Regions from separate parts of the Mus musculus genome. Here region 1 is linked to region 2. The links are chromatin loops, found by intact Hi-C in ENCODE. Cell type or tissue: left cerebral cortex. All regions are shown on one strand.

Region 1 (2,500 bases), 49 kb after region 2:
AGGATTCTGGGTGGGAGCTGTGTTCCAGGAAAAATCGGTGGGTTCAAAGTGGACCCCAGCTCCAAGGGCCAGCCAGGCCCAGTTGAAGTGCTAAGGAAGTTGGATGTGGCTGGCTTTTATAGCTAAGGCGCGAGACTCTGATTAAGGTGCGAGACTCTGTAGATTAAGCACCTATAATAGAATCATTTTATTTTATGCTAAGCTAAACTCTCTGACAAGAAGCCTCAGACAAACCAGTGTTATAAAATCCTATTGTATGACAATAGAGTGAGCCTGTGGACTAGGAAATGCTGTGGATAAAAATAACCTTGAATTTAAACTGTTTCCCCAGCCATTACCAGTTTTCCACACAGTCTAAATTCAGTTTAGGAATGTTTTTAGAAGCTCTGGAAATATATGCAAATTTTATGCTCATTAAAAGAAATTTGATAATCACTATTTTGGATGTTTTATAACAGCAAGAATAAAGCAAGTGAGAGAAACAAGAAATCGGTGTTATGGGGGGTATCTGTGAAACCATTTGGCCCCCAAAGAGTGATTCATTTAGTTGGATCTTTAACATTTTTATCTCTTTCCTAAATGGAGTTTGTTTAAAGGGTTCTGAACCACAGTAGTTTAAATTACTGTGGGCAAAAGTAAACAAAAAGAGCATTTTGGTTTTTATGTGTTATATTTATTGAAATGGCCAAAGCTTAAAGAATAGTGCTTCCAAGGCAATTATATTCGTGATAAATTCTAGGATTATTTTATTCATATGTGTAAGACAAGGAACTGAGATTGTTATCTATTTCTGAGATGTGCATTACAATCTCAGAATCACCTTAAGGGGTGACTTTCCAGGAACTAAAATCAAAACCAAGTGTGCATGTGGTGTGTGTGTGTGTGTGTGTGTGTGTGTGTGTGTGTGTGTGTGTGTGTGTGTGTGAAAGAGAGGGGGGGGGGAGGAGAGGGGAAGAGAGAGAGAGAGAGAGAGAGAGAGAGAGAGAGAGAGAGAGAGAGAGAAAGAGAAGGGCAGTCTGACTTCATAGTATTCTAGATCTCAGCTTCCAACCCTAATTCTTCATAAAGGACATATGCCTTTGAAATCCTCTTTTAAGGCTAATAGAAACCCAAATTCTTGGGAAGTTTAGCGACAGAGCTCTGAGGACATAGGAGAAGGGGCTTCTGGGAAAGGCCAGTGCCAGGTGCTGTATCAACAGTCTGATGCTTCTCTGCCGGCCACTCAGAGAGTGTGAAACGAGCGTACTTTTCCCAACAGGTGTGAACTTGCTGGCTTTCCTCGTCATCGTGATTTCCTATGTCACCATGTTCTGCTCCATTCATAAAACAGCCCTTCAGACTGCAGAAGTGAGGAGCCACATCGGGAAGGAGGTGGCTGTTGCAAACCGGTTCTTTTTTATCGTGTTCTCTGATGCCATCTGCTGGATCCCTGTGTTTGTCGTTAAGATCCTGTCTCTCCTTCAAGTGGAGATACCAGGTCAGTCCTCTTCCTCATCCCCAGGTACAGTGCCTTCTCAGGCCCTTCGATTGACAAGGCCAGAGTCTAGAACAGTGCCTTGCACATAGTTAATTCTTCATAAATACCTATGGCATCGGTACAAACAATTAACACTCCCACCCCAGTGTTTTATATTTAGTATTCTAAGTATCTTGCTTCTACCTGAGCTAGCTAGTGGTTCTTAGCCAAGAATATAAATGAAAGATAGATACATACATACATATATACATACATACATACATACATACATACATACATACATACATACTGTCTTAGTTTGGGATTTATTGCTGTGAAAGTCATCTTGACCAAGGCAACTCTTATCAAGGACATTTACTCAGGACTGGCTTAGAGTTTCAAAGGTTCAGTCCATTACCATCATGGCAAGTATCATGGCAGCATCCAGGCAGACATGGTGCTGGAGGAACTGAGAGTTCTACATCTTGTTCCACAGGCAACAAAATGGGACTGACTGTCTTGGGCAGGCAGCCAGGAGGAGACTCTCCTCCACACTAGGCAGAGCTTGAGCATAGGACCTCAAAGCCCACCCCCACAGTGATATATTTCCTCCAACAAGGCCACACCTGATAATAGTGCCATTTCCCATGCCAAATATATTCAAACCACCACGTGTATGTACATACATAGACAGAGAGATAAGTAGGTAGGTAGATAGATAGATAGATAGATAGACAGATAGATAGATGATAGTTAGATAGATAGATAGATAGATAGATAGATAGATAGATAGATAGATGCATGCATGCATGCATACATACATACATACATACATACATAGAATCTCTGGTTCCACCAGGAATTCTAGATTGGTACCTGGGGGCCAAGGCATGCACAGAGGTATCTGCTCAATTCCCCCCATGATTCAGATACTCAGATCCAGATAGAATCATCAACCCTATTCCAAAGTCCTCACCATGAAGCAACATATCAGGCTTTGAAGGGCTACGCAACTCATGGAAACACCCTGACTTCACAGAGAAA
Region 2 (2,500 bases):
CCCCATGTACCCAGAGCAGTTTCAATTTTGCATTCTAACCTCTCCTGCATGCAAATCTATTCTCTAAAAAGAAACAATAAATTCTTCTCTCAGGAAACCACAGCTTTAGAAACAGGGGTCTGATTTGATTTAAGATCTAAAAGCAGAAGCCTGTGTTCTGTCTTTAGTCATAATATTCAATTTTGGAGGATGGCTAAGAATGAGTGATTGAAAGAGTCCTTGGAATCTTTAACCGGTGCTCCAAACTCTAACCACCGCTCACCAAATTACCCATTCTGTGCACTTGAGTAGGCTTGCGCTGGCCTTTCTGACCCCCCAATCACTTCGAAGCGACTGCGTATGGTTTTGCTGTAGTGCACTGGGCTCTGAAAAGTGGGAGAGAAAGGGAGAAGAAAAAGATCATTTTGGATCTTTCTAAATGCCTGACTTCAGATTTATATCTTGGACCTAAAAATAGTTCAGTCCTCTGCTCCGTTTTATTTTTTGAAGTTTGTGTTACTTTCCCTCATTTTAAACCTTTCTATTTACAGTAACTCACTATAGAAGTGCAACGTGTCGTCCTGACATCTTATGAAATTGTAATTATTTGTTTAGTGATTGCCAGAGATTTTGCGTTTCCTCATACAATTCTTGACAGTTAAAATAGTAAGGCTCTCTGTCACGACCAAACAAAGGCCATTATTAATTTTTTTTTTCCCCTCAGAGTAAAACTTGCTTTCAGAAGTTAAGTCTGAGTGGTTGGTCATTTTTTTTAGGGCAGTATAAGTAAGCCACATGATTGACTGTTTTCTCTTTGGGCCACGGTCACTCAAGTGCTTAAGAAGTAAGTGACATTTACTGTCTTAATGCATTAGCCAACAGCTCCAACCTTCACAACCTAACTAACGCCACTTCATGAGTTTTGCTAACCGGCCCCAAACCACCCTAAAAAGACTTTTAATGAATGGATAGGGGCAGTGTTAACTCAAAACAGTTAAACTCAAACAGTGTGCTTAGGCAGAAAATTAAAGTCTCAAGTATGGAGAATCCTGCTTGATAACTTCCACCGGTTATAGCCTCAAGTCATTTGCTGCTCCTTAATAAATGTGATCCTTCTTCGAAGCAGAGCCCTGGCTCCATTCTGCAGTCAGCAGTGTTTGAGGTCCCCCTAGTGGCCAAATTGCGCCTAGGCCTTAAGGGGGTGCTTTCCAAACCATGGGTCATTTAACTGCATCGCTAGGACTACAGAAACGCTTCTCCAACTACATTTTAATTTCACACAATTGCATCCATGCTGTGCCCAGCTGTGAAAATCAACTGTACTTCAACCCAATCCTCTTGAAAATCTTTCTCGCCAGTAATGGAAAAAATAAGTTTGCTCGCTTGAGGCAAAAACAGAGCCTGCTTGGGGTGAGCGAGCTGGGACCCCAAAGTCACTGCATCCTCAGGTGTGTAACCTCCAGAGGCGTAGCTCTGCACATTCTGCTGCAGGTGCATGTGAAGAGGCACAGGCAACTGCAGGAAAGACTTTCAGAATACCTTCCACTTGAACCCAAGACACAAAACTGGGACGCTAATAATGAAAAGCTGCGTGCTTTTTAAATCTTAAAAAAAAAAAAATTGCAGTCTCAAATAAAATTCAGCTAGTAACAAATTATCTGGGGTAAGGTAGTTATGCAATCATAAACTCACGGAGCTTTTAGAACGAGTCAGCGTCCCCAAACTCCATCTTTTACTTATTCAGTAAATGTGTAACTTGCTAATTAAGCAGAATCAATGTGTTTGTTTTACAAGGGAAACACTAATGAAGGTATGAGGGGGGCGGGGAAATTGCGTGGAAACAATTCTTTTTTTTCCCCCGTGTGCTTAATTTACAGTACGTTAATTTCTTGTGGCTATACTTCCAGAGGAGAAAGAGACCTAGAAGTGTTCTGAATATACAAAATGCCCTCCAAAAACAATTAATTTAGCATTCACATGATAAAGAGCCTTTTGAAAGGTTAACACTAGAAAGAAATTGCACTAGCCAGGTTGTGAAGCAAAGGGCCGTTCCAATGTGTTCAGTGACAAGGGACAGAATCCCAGCCTTCCTTTCTTCCCTGTCCTCCTGCCCACCAGTCACAATTTGGCCCCTTGCCTCTGTTCCTGGTGACACCTCCTGCTCCCTTCTCTCCGACTCCTAAGTAGGAGGCTTGTCTGGTTTTGTTGTGGTTTTTTGTTTGTTTGTTTTTTGCTTTCATTTTGATTTCACCTTTCTAATTGGCTTGTAAAAATTGTATGGGGACCATGTGATGTATCTGTATGTGCCCACGATGCGATGTTCAAATCATCAGAATCAACAAATACTTTGGTACATTTTTCTTTTCTTCACAAGCAAGTCCTTTAATACCCTTTTTGTCAGCCTTAGTTTTACGTCTGACATGTGTTGATTGTTCCCATCAATAGGGGTCGGTGTGAGGAGTCCGTGGAGTACCAGTCAAAGCAAGGATCATTTGAATTTCCCTGCCCTTCACGTCTCCTC

Evidence for each region. A loop is a pair of places that touch in the nucleus more often than their neighbours do. Peaks named below come from ENCODE experiments on the same cell type or tissue, not always from the same donor. Only the 100,000 strongest peaks of a DNase experiment are listed, where the experiment ranks them.
Region 1: it touches region 2 in a loop (2.8-fold over the local background); 4 of 42 quality-filtered maps call a loop at or near these places.

Annotation. Positions count from the first base shown.
Region 1 is chr5:150,068,922-150,071,421 of GRCm38, forward strand. It overlaps Rxfp2 (relaxin/insulin-like family peptide receptor 2), which reads left to right. Exons shown (of 18, transcript NM_080468.2): 17 at 1,259-1,477. Among named protein-coding and RNA genes, the nearest start is that of Gm38755, 8.0 kb to the left of the region's middle. In left cerebral cortex, a CTCF peak has its summit at 1,414 (motif pointing left); a DNase peak (open chromatin) is centred at 1,393.
Region 2 is chr5:150,019,909-150,022,408 of GRCm38, forward strand. The region is part of intron 1 of Rxfp2 (relaxin/insulin-like family peptide receptor 2); the gene reads left to right. Among named protein-coding and RNA genes, the nearest start is that of Rxfp2, 2.5 kb to the left of the region's middle. In left cerebral cortex, a CTCF peak has its summit at 1,159 (motif pointing left); a DNase peak (open chromatin) is centred at 1,150.